Linked DNA regions of Homo sapiens: region 1 is linked to region 2. The links are chromatin loops, found by intact Hi-C in ENCODE. Cell type or tissue: adrenal gland. All regions are shown on one strand. Links, peaks and the distances in the headings refer to the core of each region. The heading gives the core; the rest is flanking DNA. Region 1 overlaps LOC102725231 (a long non-coding RNA gene). Region 2 holds the start of LOC124901154 (a long non-coding RNA gene).

Region 1 (12,694 bases), core at 5,876-8,375, 110 kb before region 2:
CCTATTTTTTTTCTAGATGTCCTGTAATTTTACATTTAAGTCCAAGGTCCATTATAAGTTAAAAATTGTAGGCCGGGCGCAATGGTTCACGTCTGTGATCCCAGCACTTTGGGAGGCTGAGGCAGGCGGATCACGAGGTCAGGAGATTGAGACCATCCTGGCTAACACAGTGAAACCCCATCTACTAAAAACACAAAAAATTAGCCGGGCGTGATGGTGGGCACCTGTAGTCCCAGCTACTCAGGAGGCTGAGGCAGGAGAATGGCGTGAAACTGGGAGGCGGAGCTTGCAGTGAGCTGAGATCGCGCCACTGCACTCCAGCCTGAGCAACGGAGCGGGACTCCATCTCAAAAAAAAAAATTGTAGAAGATGGGAAGATTAGTTCAGGATCTTTTTTGTGGGATTTTTGCAAGATGAATGTATAATTGCTCCAGCACCATTTATTGAGAAGGTGGCCCCTTTCTCCATTGAATTACTTTCTTCTTTCATCAAAAATTAATTTAGTAGGCCGGGCAAGGTGGGTTACGCCTGTAATCCGAGCACTTTGGGAGGCTGAAGCAAGACAATTGCTTGAGGCCAGGAGTTTGAGACCAGCCTGGCCTACTTGGCGAAACTCCATCCCTACTAAAAATACAAATTAGCTGGGCATGGTGGCACGTGCTGGTAGTCCCAGCTACTGGGGCTGTGAAAGGGAGGCTGAGGTGGGAGGATCGCTTGAGTCCAGAAGGTCGAGGTTGTAGTGAGCCAAGACCGCGCCACTGCACTCCAGCCTGGGCGACAGAGCAAGACCCTGTCTCAATAACAAAAAATTAATTGGGTATATTTGTATAAATCTATTTCTGGGTTCTCTGTCTGTCTCACTGATCAATGTGACTCATCTCTTTTCCAGTACCACACTGTTTTAATTACTGTAGCTAATAGTAAAGACTTGGCATCTGCAAGAGTGATTACTCCCACTTTATTCTTTTTAAATATTGTTTGGCTATTCTAGAGCCTTTCCTTTCCCACAGAAATTTTGGAATAAGCTTTTATGTGTTCAGAAAATCTTGCTGAGGTTTTAATAGAAATTTTGGTAAACCTATAGATCAATTTTGGAGAGAATTTACATCTTTACTATGTTAAGTGTTTAGTCTTTCAATTTTTTTTTTTTTTTTTTTTTTTTTTTTTTTTTTGAGACGAGGTCTCCCTATGTTGCTCAGGCTGGCCTTGAACTCCTGGGCTAGGGCAATCATCTTGCCTTAGCTCCTCAGTAGCAGGGTTACATACAGGTGTGCACCACCTTGCCCCAAATCTTTGCTTGAGCCCAGGAGTTTGGGACCAGCCTGGGCAACATAGCAAGACTCCATCTCTACAAAAAATAAAAATAGGCCGGGTGCAGTGGCTAACCCCTGTAATCCCAGCACTTTGGGAAGCCGAGGCGGGTGGATGATGAGGTCAGGAGTTCAAGACCAGCCTGATCAATATGGTGAAACCCCTTCTCTACTAAAAATACAAACATTAGCCGGGCATGGTGGCACGTGCCTGTAGTCCCAGCTACTCCGGAGGCTGAGGCAGGAGAATTGCTTGAACCCTGGAGGCAGAGGTTGCAGTGGGCCAAGACTGCACCACTGCACTGCAGACTGGGTGACAGAGCGAGACTCTGTCTAAAAAAAATTAAAAATATAAATATAAAAATAAATTAGCTGGACGTGGTGGTGCACACCTGCAGTCCCAGCTACTTAGGAGGCTGAGGTGGGAGGATCACTGGAGCCTGGGAGGTGGAGGCTGCAGTGAGCCATAACTGCACCACTGCATTCCAGCCAACACAACAGCGCGAGACCCTGTCTCAAACAAAACGAAACAGTTGTTATGTAAAGAAATAAATAAATTTTAATGAAAAAAATAAATGAAAGAAATTTAAAGAGCAATTAACCAGAGCTAGGGATAGGCGAGGGAGGGGTGAGTGTGGCTATAGATCTTGGGGTGATGGCACAGTATCTTTTTTTTTCTTTTTGAGGCAGGGTCTGGCTCTGTCACCCAGGCTATAGTGCAGTGGTGTGATCATGGGTCACTCACTGAAGCCTCAACCTCATGGGCTCAAGTGATCCTCCCACCTCAGCCTCCTGAGTAACTGGGAATACAGGTGTGTGCCACCATGCTCAGCTAGTATTTTTAATTTTTTGTAGAGATAGGGTCTCACTGTGTTGCCCAGGTTGGTCTTCAACTCCTAGGCTCAAGCGATCCTTCTGTCTCAGCCTCCAAAGTGTTGGAATTACAGGTGTGAGCCACTGTGCCTGGCCCAGGGAAGCATCTTTTTTTTTTTTTTTTGAGACAGAGTCTCGCTCTGTCGCCCAGGCTGGAGTGCAGTGGTGCAATCTCGGCTCACTGCAAGCTCTGCCTCCTGGGTTCACGTCATTCTCCTGCCTCAGCCTCCAGAGTAGCTGGGACTACAGGCACCCGCCACCACGTCTGGCTAATTTTTTTTTTTTTGTATTTTTACAAATACAAAAACTTTGGCCTCCACCAAATTTGTATTTTTAGTAGAGATGGGGTTGCACCGTGTTAGCCACGATGGTCTCGATCTCCTGACCTCATGATCCGCCCGCCTCAGCCTTCCAAAGTGCTAGGATTACAGGCATGAGCCACCGCGCCCGGCCCCAGGGAAGTATCTTGATTATGGTGGTGGACACCTGAAGCTACATGTAACAAAGTTGCACAGAGAGCCCCTCTCCCACACACACATAAATGAGTGCATGTGTAACTGGTAAAATCTGAATAAACTCTATGGCTTGAACCAATGTCCACTTTCTGGGTTCGAGATTGTATTACAGTGGCCAAGTGCAGTGGTTCATGCCTGTAATCCCAGCACTTTGGGAGGCTGAGGCTGGTGGATCGCTTGAGCTCGGGAGTTCAAGACTAGCCTGGGCAACATAGTGAAACCCCATCTATACAAAAAAAAGAAAAACAAGGCCGAGCGCAGTGGCTCACGGCTGTAATCCCAGCACTTTGGGAGGCTGAGGCGGGTGAATCACCTGAGGTCGGGAGTTCGAGACGAGCCTAACCAACATGGAGAAACTCTGTCTCTACTAAAAATACAAAATTAGCCAGGGTGGTGGCGCATGCCTGTAATACCAGCTACTCGGGAGGCTGAGGCAGGAGAATCGCTTGAACCCGGGAGGTGGAGGTTGCGGTGAGCCAAGATCGCACCATTGCACTCCAGCCTGGGTAACAAGAACAAAACTCTGACTCAACAAAAAAAAAGAAAGCACTCATTGCCAAAGATCTTGTCTGGACACAGCTCTTAAACGTTAAGACTCGAGTCCTTTACTTGGTTGCTTTTGTGTTCTGCTTGTCATCCAGTTTCACAATTTAACGAATCTGAGGCCATTTTTGAAATACTCCGCTTGGTTTGGAAGCCAACACCCTCAGTCCACTTTTGGCCAGCAAGCTCTCAGTCTCTGCATGGCAGAGCATCAGCCTTGTCTTCTGCCACACATGCACCACTCGATTCTGGTGGCAGCAGCCTACAGTACTGTGCCGTCTCTGCTCCACAAGATGCTCGGGACCCCACCAGCCTTCCTGCAGCTCCCATTCTTACTCTGACCTCATGGCCCTCATTCTCATGGTCCCAGATGCAAACTCCCTGCTCCAGGCAGCAGGATGGAAGACAGGCTCAGGAGGAGGCGGCAATAGGTGCGGCCTCCCTTGGGTATGGGAAGACTAGGTTCTACTCATTGGAAGAAGTGTGAATGTGGATATCTGGCCATCAGATATTTGGACTGTGTCAGAAACGTTTGTCTGTTCAACAAAATTCATGCCCTCTCTTCCACTGTACAGATTTATTGCCGGAAGCAGGTGCTCAGACAGAATTGAGCAAGTGATTTCCAGGCTTGTGGAAATCTTCCCAAATCTTTGCTTTTGGTGGGAAGGTATGACTGGTTCTTGCGAATGGGCCAGGAGATGAAGTGATGTGGGTGACTTTGGGCTGAGCTGGTTAGGAAGCACTTCGGCTTTCTTTTCTTTTTTTTTTTTTTTGAGATGTGGTCTCACCCTATCGCCCAGGCTGGAGGGTAATGGCGCGATCTTGGCTCACTGCAACCTCCACCTTCCGGGTTCACGCCATTCTCCTGCCTCAGCCTCCCTAGTAACTGGGACTACAGGCACCCGCCACCATGCCCAGCTAATTTTTTTGTATATTTAGTTGAGATGGAGTTTCACTGTGTTAGCCAAGATGGTCTTGATCTCCTGACCTCATGATCTGCCCGCCTCGGCCCCCCAAAGTGCTGGGATGACAAGCATGAGCCACCACGCCCGACCATGCTTGGCTAATTTTTATATTTTTAGTAGAGACGGGGTTTCGCCATGTTGGCCAGGCTGGTCTTGAACTGCCAACCTCAGGTGATCTGCCCGCCTCGGCCTCCCAAAGTGCTGGGATGACAGGCGTGAGCCACCGCGCCCGGCCGCGCTTGAGCTTTCTTATTCTCTCTTCCCTCTTTACCAGCTGGATACAGAGGGCTCTGAAGCCTAGGGCAGGGGTTCCCCAGGTTTTTTTTTTATGCCGTGACCCCTCCTGGAAGTCTGATGAAGCCCACGGACCTCCACTCAGAATAATGATTTTAAAAACACAAAGTAAAATACACAGGATGGCAAAGGGAACTAGTTATATTGAAATAGTTACAAAACTATTTCAAGTATTATAACAATATTTGTGCATATAATAGCATATTAAATAATAAAATCTTTTGGTAGATCTAATATCTCTCACATTTAAGTAGCAAATGACTGAAAATGATTTTTTTTTTGAGATGGAGTCTCCCGCTGTTGCCAGGCAGTGCAGTGGCATGATCTTGGCTCACTGCAATCTCCGCCTCATGGGTTCAACCTCCTGCCTCAGCCTCCAGAGTAGCTGGGATTACAGGCATCTGCCACCACACCCAGCTAATTTTTGTATTTTTGGTAGAGAGAGGGTTTCCCCATGTTGGCCAGGATGGTCTCGATCTCCTGACCTCAGGTGATCCGCCCGCCTCGGCCTCCCAAAGTGCTGGGATTTCAGGCGTGAGCCACCGCACCTGGCCCATATTTCAGGATACCCCAACACTTTTTTAGGGTTATGAAAATGTTTTAGAGCTAGAGAGAGGCAGTGGTTGCACGCCATTGTGAGTGTACTAAGTAGTACCGAATTGTATACTTTAAAATGGTTCATTTTATATCATGTGAATTTCATCTCAAAAAAGGAACTGGGGGTGGGGAGATCTCCCCACAGCTGTGATAGGGTACAACAGTATCCGGCTGGGGCTTCTACTGGTGATGGTCATGGGGATCGCTCATTCCATTGGGATCTGTTACCTACGCTCAAAATGACAGTGCTAAATTTCTACCCAATTGAGTTCACAGGTCCCTTTGCCTGAATTCTATCCACAGATTCCTTGGTGGTCCACAGACCCTGGAGTAAGAATCTCTGCCCTAGGGGATGACAGGACTGTAAAAGGAAGGGACCTGGGTCCCTGAATCACACGGGGGAAGTCACCTGCTGAATCAGAACGCCTCAACAGCTAGCTAGCCAAGAAATAAACGGAGAGCGTGGCAACCCACAGATTTTGTTTGTATTTGTTTATTAGAGCAGCTAGCATTACCCTGAGCCAACAAATTCCCATTTCTGCTTAAATCACTTTAAATCAGTTTCTACTGTAGAAACTGAATGAGTCCTAATAAATTCAGACAGTGGCCTGTGAATCAAGTTATGCACGAAGAAACTTGGGACTCCTGTCCCGGGGCTCCCAGATAAAACCCTGTGGCCCCCTCCATCTCTGGGAGGACCCACATCCTCTGCATCTCTTCAGATTTTTGCCTTCAGCTCTGCTGATGTTCCTCTTGGAGACCCCGCATGGGGGTTCTGGACTAACCCACTGCCTGCAGAGGCAGGGGAGTGGATGTGAGGCCACCAGTTCAGTGCACAATACCCCTTCGGGTATCCTGGAGACAAACGCCACTCCTCAGCTGGCATGTTGTGGCATCCTGGGACAGTCAGGTCAGTTTTTGGAAACTTAATAAGCATTGTGTTAATCTGGAAGGAACAAAAGTCACCATGCCCTAAACTTTCCAAGGGTAATATCCATAATAAATGCCTGTCCAGGCTGGGTGTGGTGGTGCACACCTGTAATCCCAGCACTTTGGGAGGCCAAGGCGGGCAAATCATCTGAGGTCAAGAGTTCAAGACCAGCCTGGCCAACATGGCGAAACCCCATCTCTACTAAAAATACAAAAAATTATCTGGGTATGGTAGCGCGTGCCTGTATTCCCAGCTACTTGGGAGGCTGAGGCAGGAGAATCGCTTGAACCCAGGCAGCAGAGGTTGCAGTGAGCTGAGATTGCACCACTGCACTCCAGCCTGGGCGACAGAGCAAAATTCCGTCTAAAATAAATAAATAATAATAAAAAAAAAACACAAAAAAGGCTGGGCACGGTGGCTCACGCCTGTAATCCCAGTACTTTAGGAGGCCGAGGTAGGCGGATCACGAGGTCAGGAGATCAAGACCATCCTGGCTAACACGGTCAAACCTCTCTACTAAAAATACAAAAAATTAGCCGGGCATGGTGGTGGGCGCCTGTAGTCCGAGCTACTTGGAAGGCTGAGGCAGGAGAATGGCGTGAACCCGGAAGGCAGAGCTTGCAGTGAGCCGAGATCACGCCACTGCACTCCAGCCTGGGAAACACAGCGAGACTCTATCTCAAAAAAAAAAAAAAATTCCTGTCCTAGGTCAGCCTCCTGCTCTCCGGCCAATACGTCATATCCCATAATAAGCAGCAGGGCAACTCAAAATGTTTTTCTCCCAGGGGAGTATCAGTGATTAATCTGCCAGCAGGCGTTGGCATCTTGGGGCATCTCCCTGGAACTCCACCCTGGCCAGGCACTGCAGCCAAACAGACCCACCCTTCAGCAGCTCAGACCCAAGCTCGGTGGTGCCCCAGCGCCCCCTGCCTCTCACACCACACACCCGACCATCAGAAACTCCCAGGGGGAGTACAATCAATACAATGCAGACTGTCTAAACAGCCTAGAGCTTTGTTTGGTTCTTTTTTCCCCCCGATTGACAATCGGACCCACTGGTTTAAATTTAGAGGTTAATTCATCTGAAACGGTGTCTAGTAGTTGAAGAAAGACATACAGAGCATATTATTTGAAATGTGCTTAACGTGCTGTTTAAAAACAAATTTGTCCTGTTTCTAGGCCTTTTAGACACCAGTATTAAGCCTTAAGTCAAACAGCCCTAAAGGCTGCCTGTATCTGGACTTCTCGTCACAGGAGTCAGTAAGGGCGCCGGGTTTGTTATTCAAGGTCAGCGCATGGTAATCTATCAGTTCAAATGCTTGTCTCTGGGGAGTGTGGCTGGAATAGGGATAGGGATGAGATATTCACTTCCTTTATCATGCCTTTCTGCTTTTTAAGTTTTACCATTTTATTTTATTTTATTTGTTAATTTTTTTAGACAGAGTCTCACTCTGTCGTCCAGGCTAGGGTGCAGTGGCACGATCTCGGCTCACTGCAACCTATGCCTCCCAGGTTCAAGCAATTCTCCTGCCTCAGCCTCCCGAGTAGCTGGGACTACAGGCGCCTGCCACCATGCCCGGCTAATTTTTGTATTTTTAGTAGAGACGGGGTTTCACCATGTTGCCCTCGAACTCCTGATCTCAGGTGATCCGCCTGCCCCAGCCTCCCAAAGTGGGTGGATTCCAATGCATTCCAGCCTGGGTGGAAAGTAAGACCCCATCTCTTAAAAAAACCAAAAAGCATCAGTATAGTTTTGATGTTGTGTTAAAGAATAAGGAAAAAGAAGTTAAAAGAGAGACAGAAAACAAAACGCAAAACCAGAAACAAAACCAAATGAGCTGCCTTTTCCCCTTCCCAGCAATTCTCTAAGGTAAGTCTTTGGGAGTGCATCTGAACTCTGCATGGGAAGCTCTGTCTCCTGCATTCTGAGGCCTCGAGGCACCTTCTTGACTCCACATACTGAGTGTGAGGCCAGGAAGAGACAAGTGCCGAAGGAAGCAGCTGGCAGGAGGCCTGTTGCATGAAGGTGGAGGCTTGATGGAACGTGGACCTCGGGCCTCTGCCTCTTTCTTCCTTGCTGCTTCTACGTGGACCTCGGGCCTCTGCCTTTCTTCCTTGCTGCTTCTACGTGGACCTCGGGCCTCTGCCTCTTTCTTCCTTGCTGCTTCTACGTGGACCTCGGGCCTCCGCGCCTTTCTTCCTTGCTGCTTCTACGTGGACCTCGGGCCTCCGCGCCTTTCTTCCTTGCTGCTTCTACGTGGACCTCGGGCCTCTGCCTCTTTCTTCCTTGCTGCTTCTACGTGGACCTCGGGCCTCTGCCTCTTTCTTCCTTGCTGCTTCTACGTGGACCTCGGGCCTCTGCCTCTTTCTTCCTTGCTGCTTCTACGTGGACCTCGGGCCTCTGCCTCTTTCTTCCTTGCTGCTTCTACGTGGACCTCGGGCCTCTGCCTCTTTCTTCCTTGCTGCTTCTACGTGGACCTCGGGCCTCTGCCTCTTTCTTCCTTGCTGCTTCTACGTGGACCTCGGGCCTCTGCCTCTTTCTTCCTTGCTGCTTCTACGTGGACCTCGGGCCTCTGCCTCTTTCTTCCTTGCTGCTTCTACGTGGACCTCGGGCCTCTGCCTTTCTTCCTTGCTGCTTCTACGTGGACCTCAGGCCTCTGCCTCTTTCTTCCTTGCTGCTTCTACGTGGACCTCGGGCCTCTGCCTCTTTCTTCCTTGCTGCTTCTACGTGGACCTCAGGCCTCTGCCTTTCTTCCTTGCTGCTTCTATTCCTCTTTCTTCCAGCAACGGTATCCCTGATTTTCCTCTGACTACTCCACACTAATTTTTTTTTTTTTTTTGAGACAGAGTTTCACTCTTGTTGCCCAGGCTGGAGTGCAATGGTGTGATCTTGGCTCACTGCAACCTCTGCCTCCCAGGTTCAATGATTCTTCTGCTTCAGCCTCCCAAGTAGCTGAGATTACAAGCATGCGCTACCATGCCTGGCTAATTTTTTGTATTTTTAGTAGAGACAGGGTTTTACCATGTGGGCAAGGCTGGTCTCGAACTCCTGGCGCCAAGTGATCCATCCGCCACAGCCTCCCAAAGTGCTGGGATTACAGGCATGAGCTCCCGCACCCGGCCCCCATCAACTCTTTCCATATATGCTTGAGTGCAGCTGAAGACGATCTGCCTCCACAAGTAGGGCATGTGACTTCTTCCTGACTGGTGTATGACACATGCCAGAACATGGTGTTTGATTCAGAGATGGAAATGAGTCAGGCCTAGGACCTCTGTTCGACCATTTTGGGGACATTCTCTTTCCTGCCAGGCTTGAACCTTGAAGGAGATGGTATCCCCTTTTCTTGAATGTGGCACCTGATGATAAAGTCACCATGGAGGTGAGCAGAACCGAGTGGCATTAGCTCCCAGATCAAGCCACACCTGCAGCTAGTGGACTCTTCCTGGTCTTTCTTTTTTTTTGAGATGGAGTCTCGCTTTGTCGCCCAGGCTGGAGTGCAGTGGTGCGATCTCAGCTCACTGCAAGCTCCACCTCCCGGGTTCACACCATTCTCCTGCCTCAGCCTCCCGAGTGGCTGGGACTACAGGCGCCCGCCACCACACCCAGCTATTTTTTTTTGTATTTTCAGTAGAGACGGGGTTTCACTGTATTAGCCAGGATGGTCTCCATCTCCTGACCTCATGATCCGCCTGCCTTGGCCTCCCAAAGTGCTGGGATTACAGGCTTGAACCACCATGCCTGGCCATCTTCCTGGTCTTTTAATGCTACGTGAGCCAACTAATTCCTTTGTCCCCCTCTTAAAGCTGTTTGAGTTAGGTTTTCAGCCAATTGCAGGCTAATACAATGGGCTCAGGGACAAAGGATAATAGGGGTAAGATATGATTGGGATCTGAAACTTCATCTACGATACCAGGCCCTATCTAAGGAGAACTGTGGCCTGCAAGCCTCAAGTCCAGAGAAAGGGAGACAGATGTCCAGGGTGTGTCCATGTCTCTGGCACTGCATGGCAGTGGGAAATTTTTGTCACCAGCGCTGGTCTTTGGCCACTAAGCCTGCAGCCCTAGAGAGGAGGTGTCAGACTGTTAAGAGCTGAATGGCTCCACAGGTCTGTATTTCAGACTCACCAAACAACCTCCGAATGGCTTTGCTTCCCTCTAGAATGTGCTTTCCTACTAGAAGCGGGTTTGTCACACGGCTGTTCAAATTTTTCTTGCAAATAAACCTTGGGACCTGCTTCATTCATCATTCTCCTGCGCATTTTGGTTCTTGTGGTCAGTCTGTAATCGACACTGCATATCTCTGGGGCCCCTGGCAAATCCAGCTGCTGGACCCATACAGTAATGGTCCACATTTGTCTTCATTCGTTTTCTTTTGCCTATAACAGAGTATCTTAAACTGGGTAATTTATATGGAAAAGGAATTTATTTCTTACAGTTCTGCAGGCTGAGAAGTCCAAAGTCAAGGGGCCACATCTGGTGGGGACTTCCTGCTGGTGGGGACTCCCTGCAGTCCCAAAGCAGCACAAGGCATCAGATGGCAACAGGGATGGGTGTGCGAAGGTGCTAGCTCAGGTCTGTCTTCCTCTTCCTACAAAGCCACCAGTTCCTCTCCCATGATAACCCATTAATTAATCCATGAATGAATTCATTCATTCATGTGGGCTGAATTTTACCTCAGTTAAAGAAAATAGGGTAACCTAACCTTGAGAACATTGTCAGAGAAACTTTGAGGAATTATTTACCTTCATATATACATACTGTGAAATTCAAATACTTATTTCCCTTAGACTCTTATTCATGTATGTGTAAGAGACAGAGAGAAACAGAGTCGGAGACAGAGTTTTAGTTGACTTGAAAAAAGGAAACAGACTTTTATACACTGTTGGTGGAAATATAAACTGGTACAGACTTTTCAAAGAGCCATTTGGCAATATCTACCAAAACCCGCTCATTTTTTGTATTTTTTGTAGAGATGGGGTTTTGCTATGTTGCTCAGGCTGGTCTCAACCTCCTGAGCTCAAGCGATCTGCCAGCCTGGGAGAGTCCTCATGGCCCAATCACCTCTTAAAGACCCCACCTCTCAATACTGGGCCATCCCTTGAAACCATTCTGCCCTCTAGGCCCTCTAGGCCTCAGAGCCTGTGACAGCAAGTGTAGCCTCAAAGACCTCCAAAATGCCCTAGAGGTCTTTCTTCTATTTTTTTTTTTTTTTTTTTGAGGTGGAGTTTTGCTCTTGTTGCCCAGGCTGGAGTACAACGGCATGATCTCGGCTCGCTGCAACCTCCACCTCCCAGGTTCAAGCAATTCTCCTGCCTCAGCCTCCCAAGTAGCTGGGATTACAGGCGACTGCCAACACGCCCGGCTAATTTTTTGTATTTTTAGTAGAGACGGGGTTGGTTTCAGCATGTTGGCCAGGCTGGTCGCGAACTCCTGATCTCAGGTGATCCACCCCGCCTCGTCCTCCCAAAGTGCTGGGATTACAGGTGTGAGCCACCGTGAGTGACCAGCTCCATGCTCTTTGATGATCCTTTTTCTCTGTACTAATCTTGGTGAAAGACCACTGGGCCACCCTTGGTTTCTGCTTTTGAACACACTTTTTCATTCTACATGGCCAGGCTGAGTTTTGCAAATTTGTCTGCTTTGTTTCTCTTTTGATTGTTAATTCTGTCTTCATGAGTGCTGGAGGAGACAAATATTCAAACCACAGCAACATTCTCCATCAGTCCCAGGTTGGAATTCCAATGCCCCAGTCATGTTTGAGTGACAGACACCACGGCAACATCAACAATCATGGCCATCACCTAGGTGTCCATTTTCATTACTGAACCACCCATCTGAGGCCACCCTCTCAGAGTTAACAGGAATCCCGGACAGAAATATAGTTATAATTAAGCATTAATCAGGCGGCACTTAGGCCCACTTCCTTGTAACAGAAAGTCATGTAGCTCCGGACACTGACCATTATGCACCCCCGCTGTTACTACAGATGGGATTTCTGATGTTAGGGTCCTAAGGCTTTTGTTTAAAAATCACTTAAGCAGCCTGGCACAGTGGCTCACGCCTGTAATACTAGCACTTTGGGAGGCCGAGGCGGGCAGATTGCTTGAGGGCAGGAGCTGGAGACCAGCCTGGGCAACAAGGTGAAACCCCATGTCAACAACAACAATTAACGGGGTGTGGTGTATGCCTGCAGTCCCAGCCTCTCCGGAGGCTGAGGTGGGAGGATCACCTGAGCCCAAGGAGGTTGAGACTGCAGTGAGCCGTGATCATGCCACTGCACTCCAGCCTGGGTGACAGAGTGAGAACCTGTCTCAAAAATACAGTAACATAAATAAATATAGGCCGGGTACAGTGGCTCACACCTGTAATCCCAGCATTTTGGGAGGCCGAGGCGGGTAAATCACGAGGTCAGGAGTTCAAGACCAGCCTGGCCAACGTGGTGAAACCCCGTCTCTACTAAAAATACAAAAATTAGCTGGGTGTGGTGGTGTGCCTCTGTAATCCCAGCTACTCGGGAAACTGAGGCAGGAGAATTGCTTGAATCTGGGAGGTGGAGCTTGCAACAAGCCGAGATTGTGCCACTGTGCTCCAGCCTGGGCAACAGAGCAAGACTCTGTCTCAGGGAAAAAAATAAAAAAACAAAAATAAGTAAATAAATATGAAAGA
Region 2 (10,358 bases), core at 1,105-3,604:
TGCAGCCTCCACCTCCCAGGCTCAAGCAATTCTCCCACCTCAGCCTCCCAAGCAGGTGGGGCTATAGGTGTGCACCACTATGTCCAGCTAATTTTGTTTATTTTTTGTAGAGACAAAGTCTCACTGTGTTGCCCAGACTGGTCTTGAACTCTTAGCCTCAAGTGATACTCTTGCCTCAGCCTCCCAAAGTGCTGGGATTACAGGTGTGAGCCACCACGCCTGGCTTGATTTATTTTTATTTTTTCTAGAGATGGGGTCTCGCTACATTGACCAAGCTGGTCTCAAAATCCTGGCCTGAAGCAATCCTCCCGCCTCAGACTCCCAAGGTGCTGTGATGACACGTGTGAGCCACCCCGCACAGCCCAGCTTCACCATCTTAAGGGCACACTCCATTAGCATTAAGTATATTCTAATGTTGTGCAAACATCACCACAATCCATTTCCAGAACTCTTTTCCTCTTATAAAACTGAAACTCTGAGCCTATTAAACAACTCCCCACTCCCCTCCCCAAGCCCTTGGCACCACCATTCCACTTTCTGTCTCTGAATCTGGCCACTCCCGGCACCTCATATGAGTGGAATCGGGCAGTGTTTGTCTTTTGTGTCTGGCGTATTTCACTTAGCATGATATCCTCCAGGTTCATTCATGACCTTCAGAGTTTCCTTCCTTCTTAGGGTAGGATACTGCTCCATTGCATGGCTGTGCCACGTTTTCTTCACCCATTCACTTCACCCGTGGGTGGACATGTGGGCGCTTGCATGTTTTCACTGCTGTGAGTAATGCGGCCGTGAACACGGCTGTGCAAATGCCTCTTTGGGACCCTGCTGTTGGCTGTTTTGGGTGGCTGCTCAGAGGTAGAATGGCTGGAGCCTGTGGAACTTGCCTGTGTCATTTGTGAGGATCTGCCATCTCTCCCATAGCAGCGGCACCACGCTGCCTTCCCAGCAACAATGCACAAGGATCCCAGTGTGTCCACAACCTCATGATGCTTGTTCTTCTCCTGAGCAGGATCTGGCAGCCTTGGCCCAAGCAATCCCAGTGGGCGCATCTTGGGAGCTGACTTTGGGGCCACCTTTCCCCATGCTGCCTGGGGACCAGAGAACACTGACCGCGGGAAAGACCGATGCTGCCGAGGCCAGGAGGAGGGGGAGGCCGTCATCTGTGGGTCCCCAGCAGCGCTTGGGGTCCTGGCCACTCCAGCGGCCCCTTGCACCTGCCTCCAGGGATCCTTTGTCTTCAAAATAACCTCCCTCCACCTTCCGGCTCATAGTGCCTTGGGTGGATCTGTTCCCATTTCCCACAAGCCTGCAGGGTGGTGACAGGCCCTCATTCCCATGTGCCCCAAGATTTCGGATTCCAAAAATACATCCCCTGGCTCCCCGGAGAAGTGTGTCACGGTGTCTCCGTTTCACCACTGACAGGGCCAAAGGATGTGCTCTCCTCTCCCGAGCTGCCATGGTCAAGGCAAGCCAGGACTCACCTCAGGCTGGCCCAGCCCCTCACCCCACACTGGCTCTGGGGGCCACGGCTGGCGAAGCCTCTGCGGTAGTTGGGGATCAGGCAGGCCGAGGGTCTGGCCTGTGCCGAGACCTGCACAGCTGGGTCAGCGGCTGCCTCTGTATTCATTTCCTGAGGCTGCTGTGACAAGTCACCACATACCTGGTGGCTGAAAACAACACATTTACTCCGCTCGCAGTTCTGGAGCCCAGAAGTGCAGTGTCACGGGGGTGAAGGCGAGGCGTCGGGGGCCGCTCCTCCTCCAGAGGCTGGGCCTTCCCAGGAGCTTATCCACTCCTGGCCTCTCCCTGCTTATGGGGGCTGCCAGGGCCCCTTGGCTGGTGACTGCATCACTCCAGTCTCTGCCTCCTGGTCACATGGCCTCCTCCTCTTCTGTGTGTGTGGGTGTGTGTGTGAGGGTGCGTGGGGTGTGTGTGTGAGGGTTTGTCGGTGTGTGGGTGTGTGTGGGTGTGTGGGTGTGTGTGGGGGTGTGTGTGGGTGTGTGAGGGTTCGTGTGTGGGTGTGTGGGAGTGAGAGGGTATGGGTGTGTGTGAGGGTGTGTGAGGGTATGTGTGGGTGTGTGAGTGTGTGTGGGGTGTGTGTGAGGGTGTGTATGTGTGGGTGTGTATGTGGGTGTGTGTGAGGGTTCATGTGTGGGTGTGTGTGGGTGTGGGGATGTGTGGGGGTGTGTGTGTGGAGGGGTGAGAGTGAATATGCATGCAAGTGTGTAAGATGGACAGTGAATGAGAATGTGCATGTGAAGGAGAGTGAGTGGGTGTGAGCTTGTGGGTGTGTTTGAGTGTGAATGTGTGTACAAGTGTGTGTGTGGATAAGCGTGAGTCAGTCTGTGTGGGAGGGAGAGTGTGGGAGGGAGTGTGTGGGAGGGAGTGTGTGGATATGCATGTGTTTGAATTGTGTGCAAGTGTGTGTGAATGTGTGTGTGAGTGTGGGTGTGTGTGAGTGTGAAAATTCTGCCGCCATCTTATGAGTGTGTGTGTTGTTGCATTTAGGGCTCACCTAGATAACCCAGGACAGTCCCCTCATCTCACAATGACGCCCCCAGTCGGGCTGCCGAGACCGTGCCTGCTGAGCCTAACATTCCAAGGTTCCAGGAGCTGGGGTGTGGACGGACCTGGGGCCTGCCATGCCCTCCAAGTGCTGCCCTGCCCCTTGAAGGCCAGGCCAGGTGAGGCTTCCAGGGTGGGTGTCAGAGTCCGCCCGGCATGGGACAGGGGCGGGTGGGCAGCGCCCTCTCGTCAGCCTGGGCCTTCCCTGCCACTCCTGCTTGCGGCCCTTGCTGGCTCAGGTCTGCCGAGACACTGAGAAAGTGCTTGGCGCTGTCTGCAGACGACACGGTCAGCTTGTTCTGGGCAGTGTTTGCAGGGCATCTTTTGGGCCAAAATAAACACGCACACCTTGCCCACTCCCACGGAATGCAGGAAGAGCTGGAAGGTAAACAAGCACTTTGCGGCTCTGGGGAAGGGGCCAGATATTGAATTTGGGGCCTATTGAAAGACCTCAGGGCCTCGGAGCAGGGTACTCAGCCCCTGGGTGCTCCTGCTGGGGAGCCTAGAGGCTCACGGTGCCTCCGCCCGGCCCACGCTTTGGCGGTGCTTCCGCAGACACCTGTGGAGGGCTGTTCAGGTGGCAGATGCCCACTCTGATGCCCCCACCATGTCCCCATTCTCTCTCTGATGTCCTCTCTCTCTGAGGCCCCTGCTCTCTGTGATGCCCCCTCTCTTTGATATCCCTCTTTCTCTGGTGCCCTCTCTTCCTAATGCCTTGAGTACATAAATTATTAAGCAAACTGGGTTGAACTCCGGATACCCATGCCTCTCTGATGTGGTCACCTGGGCAGGTGAGTGCAGCTCCCCGCCAGAGCAGGCATCTTGGTGACTGTTCATTGCCGGAGTTTTCTGGGGCCCCTCTCTGCCCACCTCTGCTCTCCTGGGATAGCAGCTGGCTGTCAGGTGGTGTCCTGGTGGCTGGGCCCTGGTTAGGTTAGCCCTCCATGCTAGAATGATCTGGGGCTTTGGGAGGGGTCTGTGGTGCTGTTCCAATAGAAGCTGCTCTTCTTTTTATGTCTAGAGCCAAAGGCCGCAGGCGCTGGACCCCGGCCCCGAGGCCCCCTTCCTCACTCCTTCTGAGCAAACTTTCCTACTCGAAGGTGGGGACCGGTGGGCAGCCCTGGTGGTGTCAGCCGGCACCCTGAGTTTCCCGATGGTCCTGGGACCCTTTTTCAAGGGACTTGTGGGGGCTCCTGGCCAGGGCCACCACAGCGGCCAGCAGCAGCGACCCTCCACACCGCCCTGAGTGGGCCCCACAAGGACAGGCACCTCGGCCAGTCCCAGCAGGCACTCTGGGCTTTCTCCTGCGCCAGTAGGAAGTGGTTTGGCTCGGCCCCGTGGGCCCTGGGGCGCTCAGCACCCCCTCCTCAGCCCCCGTCCTCCCTCCTCATGGCTCGGCCCCGTGGGCCCTGGGGCGCTCAGCACCCCCTCCTCAGCCCGCGTCCTCTTTCCTCATAGCTCAGCCCCGTGGGCCCTCGGGCACTGGGCAGTGTCGTGAGCATATCCGAGCGCCCTCTGTGGCACCGTCCCTGGGTCAATATTGATCTGGCTCTCAGCCACTTCCTTTTGCCCCTTCCCTGTCGGCACTCCCACCCACAGGGCCCTGCTGTGCGGAGGGGAGCAGGTGCTGTCGATGTGGTTCCTGCCTTGTGGGTTCAGGGCATTGGTGAAAGTGACAGAAAAGCTGACCCACGTGGCTTTAAGCAAAGACTGAAATTCCAGGAGTGGCTCCGCCTTCAGGGAAAGGTTGATCCAGGCTCAAAGGATGTCACCAGGACCTCATACCTCATTCTTCCCTGCCATCTCTCAGCTCCTTTTTTTTTTTTTGAGATGGAGTCTTGCTCTGTTGCCCAAGGTGGAGTGCAGTGGTGCAATCTCGGCTCACTGCAACCTCTGACCCCAAGTTCAAGCGATTCTCCTGCCTCAGCCTTCTGAGTAGCTGGGATTACAGGCGCCCGACACCATGCCCGCCTAATTTTTGTATTTTCAGTACAGCCAGGGTTTCATCGTGTTAGCCAGGATGGTCTCGATCTCCTGACCTCGTGATCTGCCTGCCTCGGCCTCCCAAAGTGCTGGGATTACAGGCGTGAGCCACCGCGCCCGGCCTCTCAGCTCCCATTTTTTAGAGTTGTCCTCCTTGGAGTGACAGGCTGGCAGCCAGCAGTGCCAAACCTCCGATACCAATTTGGGCCCAGGCACACAAGCGCTGGTGCTATCCCCAGGGCCCTCCCGTGAGGCTTCACCCCACTGCTCCAAGGACCGTGCTGGCCACAGCAGCAGCAGCAGAGGAAACATCGTGTCTCATTAGGTCCCACTTCCCTGCTTCAGTCTGTTCAGTGAGGAAGGAGGCTGAGGAAGGGGTGCTGGCAGGGATTCAGGAGGTGACCCTGGGCAGGGCTCCACACCTCTGTGTGCCCAGCAGCACTCCCTGTCCTCCCCACCCCAATACCATTCCATTGAGGAAAGCACTTCAGTCCCCAGAGCCCCACCGTGTCCAGGGACTGAAGTGGTTTCCTGCGTGGAATGGCACTGGGGTGAGACGGGCATTATCACCCTCACGATTTAGAAGAAACACAGCTCAGAGAACGTCAGTGACCGGCCTGCAGTCCCCTGGCAGTCTGAGATGGGTCTGCACGGTGCCCAGGCCATGCTCTTCACACGCCCATTGACCCGGAAGGCACAGCGTCCTGTGCTGCCTCCACGTGCCAGGGCTGGGAGCAGCCAGGCAGGGGTGAGAGTTGGGGGGTCAGACCCAGGGGAGGCCCCAGCCCAGACTCCAGGCCAAGATCCCACCATGGCAGAGATGCACTTGCTGCCGTCCCAAAGCAAGGCCCCTTCCGAGCGTTCCCTTCCGTTACTGCTGCCTCTCCGTGGAGACTGGCTGATGACTTCCAGGTACCCGGCTGTCCCTAGGGGAGGCCATGTCCTTCTCAGGGGAGCTGCCTCCTTCCAGGGCCGGGCAGTCCTGTGTGGCCCTGCTGCCCACAAGCCAGCTGTGATGGAGCTCCTGGCAGTGCCTCAGAGCAGCCAGGGATGGGCGGGACCCTGGGAGCTGCCCGGCTGACTCCACCCCTGTGTGCCACAGAGGGGCAGCCCAGGCTGCCAAGGATGCTGCCCCCAGGCGTGTTCCAAATCCCTTAATCCTCTCTCTCTGTGGCCGCTCTGGGCTCCCCATCAAGCCCTAGTTCAGCCCCCACATCCTCTAGCCTCCCGGCCCACCATCAGCTTTATGGCACCCTTGGCCACTCGTGGCTCGGGTGGAAAGTTTAGGAGTTTCTGCTTCCCTCTTTGGATGCGCCCCTGAGGGGAAGGTGGTGTCCCCCACTGGGCCCAGGAAGGGGAAACGGTCCCCTCTCCTCGCGGTGGTGGCTGCAGCCAGTTACTCCTCCAGAGCAGAACAAGGGTGGGGGGAGTGTGGGGGCGCTTGCTGACCTCAGACACCGCCCAGTTTGCCCTCAGGAGGGATGCATTTCCCCTGTGCACAGCGCTTTGAGGCTGGGCTCACATTTCTTTCTTACAGTCCTGGAAGCTGGGAAGGCCAAGATCAAGGCGCAGGCAGATCGGGGGTCTGGTGAGGGGCTTCCTGGTTTCCTGACAGCTGACTTCTCACACGGTGGAAAGAGGGCTACGGAGCTCTCTGGCCTCCTCTTGTAAGGACACTAATCCCATTCCCAGGGGCTCCACCCTCATGACCTGCTCACCTCCCAAGGGCCCCACCTCCTAACGCCATCACACTGGGAGTAGGGTTTCAACATGTACATTTCAGGAGGACACAAACCTTCAGTCCATCGGGCATATGGGGGACGGGTGGGAGCACGTGTTAGCTGGTGCATGGGTGGGTGGGTGAGTCAAGGGGGGCTCATAGGCCCCTGTTCACACCACTTGGTCGGAAGGGGGCTTTTACCTGGGTGTGGTCACCCCCAGCACCACTGGGGCCTTATGACTTTTATCACCAAAGCTCTACAAGGTGGCAGTCATGAATGAGAAACTGAGGCTCCGAGGGGAGGTGCTGGGCTCAGGCTCACCAGCTGCAGGGTGCCACATCTCATACCCCATCCTCCGCTCCCAGCCCTGAGGAGCCCTCAGAGCCCAGCCTGTCCCAGGCTCTCTGCCCAGTGGCAGAGGAGACCCAGGCCTCATTTGGTGGTTGCCAAAGGCACAAAGGCAGTCCCCGCTCAGTGATGCTATGGTCCCCTCCCTGAATCCACATGCAGAGATCAGGGCTGGAGATGGCCCCAGTGACCTGGGGACTGGCCAGCACCTTGGACACTGTGGCTGATTATCTGGGCTAAGCACACAGCTTCAAGAGTCTACCTGGAAGCTAGGCACAGTGAGCCCCGTAGTCCCAGCTACTCAGGAGGCCGAGGCGAGAGGATCATGTGAGCACGGGAGGTTGAGGCTGCAGTGAGCTATGATTGCACCACTGCACTCCAGCCTGGGTGACAGAGTGAAACTTCGTCTCAAAAAAAAAAAAAAGTTGATTTGGGCCCACTGGGGTGGAGTGGCCTGGGAGTGGTAATGGGGTGAGGATGGGGTCAGGGGAAATGAGAGGGAGGGAGCCGGTGTTGGTGCTGGAAGCTGCTTTTTGGGTTCCCTCCTCCCAAGCATAATGAGCATCTAGGGCGGGAGCTGTGTAGGGCCCTCCCGGGGGTCCCTCTGATCTCCTAGCCTGCCAGCACCCCTGCAGACCCCGCCAAGCTCCTTCAAGATCCCTCCTTCTCGGTGAAAGACGTCAGCCCTTCTCAGAATGCCCGTCTAGCCTTAAAATAAGAAACAGGCCCAACTCTGGACTCCCAGGCCCTAGGTCCCCTGTGGCCTCCTGTCCCACATCCCACTTCCCTCCCTCGCCTGTCCTTCTGGTCTTCCTCTTTGCTCTTCTTCACTCCTCACAGCAGGGGCTGCGGTTTGTGAGTTCCAACTCCAGGGCCTAGGACCACGTGTGGCTTTGAGCAGCCACCCGGGAGCTCTGCCTGCTGGATGCAAACGCCAGGGCCTGAGCACACCGAGAGGCACTGGGGACGTCAGCATAGAATCAACAGCATCAAAGGACATTCGGGCATGTCCTGGGCCCCAAACCTCCCCCAAGCAGGTGACGAAGGGCTCTTGGCAGAAATGAATAGAGTGAAGGGCTGGGGTGGAGGTGGGGAGGCATAGGCGGGCGGTGGCACCCAGAGAAGGGCTGGAGCCTGAGAGGAGAAGGTGAGAAGGTTCTTGGGAGGCAGAAGGGACCAAGGGGCCCTCGCAGTGCGAGCACGCTGTAGCCTGGTGTGACTCCTCCCTCCCCGCTCGCTGGCTGTCTCCATCCACACAGCCACTCCTGGAGTGAGTGGTGCTCTGGGGTGTGAAAGGGTGGCTGGGACCTGCAGGGACACTTGAGCCCAGCCCTTAAGGTCCAACCCAGGAAGTTCCAGAGGAGCCCGGAAGTGTGAGCGCAGCCCTGCTGGGAAATGGTACGGGATGGGAGCACAGAGGTGTTTCAGTTCCCAACACACAGGGGCATACTTTGGGCTTGGAGAGCCGCTCAGCCCTGGGCACGGGGGGACACCCTGTTGGTGGACACCTGGGTTGGCACATATGTCAAGGTCAGTGACTAAATTCAGTCAATTATAATGGAAAGCTAAAATATCCAAACCCAGCCTGGGCAATACAGTGAGACCTCATTTCTACAAACCAACCAACCAACCAAAACAAAAAAAAAGCGGCCGGGCGCGGTGGCTCACACCTGTAATTCCAGCACTTTTGGGAGGCTGAGGCCGGGAGTTCGAGCCCAGCCTGGCCAACATGGTGAAACCCCGTCTCTACTAAAAATACAAAAATTAGCTGGGCGTGGTGGCAGGTGCCTGTAATCCCAGCTACTCAGGAGGCTGAGGCAGAAGAATTGCTTGAAGACGGAGGTTCCAGTGAGCCGAGATCGCGCCACTGAACTCCAGCCTGGGGGAAAGAGCAAAACTGTCTCAAAAAAAAAAAAAAAAAAAAAAAAAAGCCCAATGTGGGGGCTGTTCTGTATTCCCATTTAGATTTATTACGGAAGCAAAAACAATAAAAGCAACACTCCCGTCCGCAACACACACAAAGACCGGCATCAGATTTATTATTATCTCTTGTTAAATATTTTCGATCTTTTCTCAGAACATGGTCTAGAAGGGCATAGTAGTTTTTTTCCCGGTACATGCGTGGGTGGGTAGTGAGGAGAAGGGAGCAGAGGTGCGCGCCAGGAGCCAGGCTGGTTCTCTGCAGAGAACAACCTCCAGATCCTCCCAGGGAAGCCTGACACGCCAGTCCCACGTTGGACGACGTGCAGAGGAAGGGGGAGGTCCACGGGGACGACGAAGATGACCTTATACGTGCACTCGGCATATCCTGGAGTAACGCGCAGTGGGGGAGGTGGGGAGGGGAGGGTCGGCCGGGCAAGCCCCTGCCCGCTGCGCGGCGCCTGTCCTGCAAGCGTCTGGTGCGTGGGTTTGGGGGGTCAGGGTGGTGGTCAGTCTCCGTGGTCCTAACGTGGGGATGTGGCTCTTTCTCCTGGTGAGATGGTTGGGCACTGTGAGCTGGGATAGGGGTCCTGAGCAGAATGCCTCCAGCCTTCAGGGGATCTCTCGGCTGCTCCTCTGGGAGGGCGGCATTCTGACCAGCCAGGGTGCTGATGTCAGGCACAGGGCAGGAAAAGGCTGAAGGCAGGTCCCCAGAATGTCCACTGAGTGCTGGGTGGCACAGGGCAATGCTGGGTGGTCCTTTGTGCCAGCCCCGAGCCTTCCTGAGTGGATCCCACAGTGTTCATCTCTCATGAGCTGGTTCACGGCTTGGGAGGGGCCGCAGGTGGCAGATCCGGGCTCTAAAGGGAAGAACCAGACCGGCAGCTCCAGACCCAGGCTCCTCGGAGTCTGGGCCAGGTGGGAGAGCAAGGGCCTTCTCCAGAGGCACTGACTGCTCTGCTGGCCTTGACCTGGGGCGGGGGTCAGAGTCATCTAGACTCAGTACAGCTGTCCCTGGGCGCCTTCCAGGCTGAATTCGGAAAGCAAATTCTTCTCAGCAGCTCTAACAGTCTGTGAAGTTCTGTTGAAAAAGACTTGCAGGATGGCTCTCAACACCCAGGCGCAGGTGTGCGGGCTGCCTCTGTGTTGCCAGCGTATAATACTGTCATACTGGTGGCCACCCCAGGGGCTAGTTGGCTGTTTGGTCAGGCCCAGAAGAGGACCCTGCAAATGCCTTCTTTGAGATGGAAACACAGCCCCTCCCTTCAACTGTGCAGGGGTGGGTGAGGCCAGCCAGCCCTCGTGGGGAGAGTAGCTGTGTGCCTGAGGAGGAAAGGGCGTTTGGGAGACCTCTGCTCTCGTATGCCTTAACCTCCAACACTGTGTGACTCCCAGACCCACAGATTCCTCGTGGGAAAACAGGGACCAGGCCACCACCCAGTGTGATGAAAGGAGGTCGCCAAAGAGACATTCCCATGGAAGTGCTGGCCCCGGGACCAGCACCTGCGGATGCTGAACTAAATGACATCTGAATCTCAGGGGGAGGGGCCGGGGCAGCTGGAGCGTGGCCCTGGCCAGTCGTGGTGACGGAATTCCGGGAGCCTTGGGCCTGGAGTCCTGCTCTTCCTAGCTGGGAAGTCTGCAGAGAGGGAAGAGGACACTCCTGTGCCACCAGAGTTCAACCAGATGAGTTCCCAGCCTGGGCCTCCAGCCCTCTGCCCGCCCTGCCGGGCCTGAACCCCCAAGTGCTGGGGGTCTTGTCCGATGCTGCTTAGTAGCTGTTGTCTGTGAAGAAAGTCACGCGGGCAGACGGGGAGCAGT

The links. A loop is a pair of places that touch in the nucleus more often than their neighbours do. Peaks named below come from ENCODE experiments on the same cell type or tissue, not always from the same donor. Only the 100,000 strongest peaks of a DNase experiment are listed, where the experiment ranks them.
Region 1: a loop joins it to region 2, with 2.2 times the contacts of the local background. A loop is called at or near these places in 10 of 110 quality-filtered maps.

What each region holds. Positions count from the first base shown.
Region 1 is chr5:180,477,715-180,490,408 of GRCh38, forward strand. LOC102725231 (a long non-coding RNA gene) reads left to right here. Exons shown (of 4, transcript XR_941323.2): 4 at 5,401-5,570. Among named protein-coding and RNA genes, the nearest start is that of CNOT6, 10 kb to the right of the region's middle. RefSeq lists an enhancer at 7,818-9,017. In adrenal gland, for the core only: no CTCF peak of the experiment used is centred there; no DNase peak of the experiment used is centred there; H3K27ac peaks cover 538 bases.
Region 2 is chr5:180,592,884-180,603,241 of GRCh38, forward strand. It overlaps LOC124901154 (a long non-coding RNA gene), which reads left to right and starts at 287. Exons shown (of 2, transcript XR_007059088.1): 1 at 287-326; 2 at 1,010-1,385. FLT4 (fms related receptor tyrosine kinase 4) reads right to left here. Exons shown (of 30, transcript NM_182925.5): 30 at 8,623-10,358. The coding sequence ends at 10,309. RefSeq lists a silencer at 3,830-4,001 and an enhancer at 9,695-10,195. In adrenal gland, for the core only: no CTCF peak of the experiment used is centred there; no DNase peak of the experiment used is centred there; H3K27me3 peaks cover 156 bases.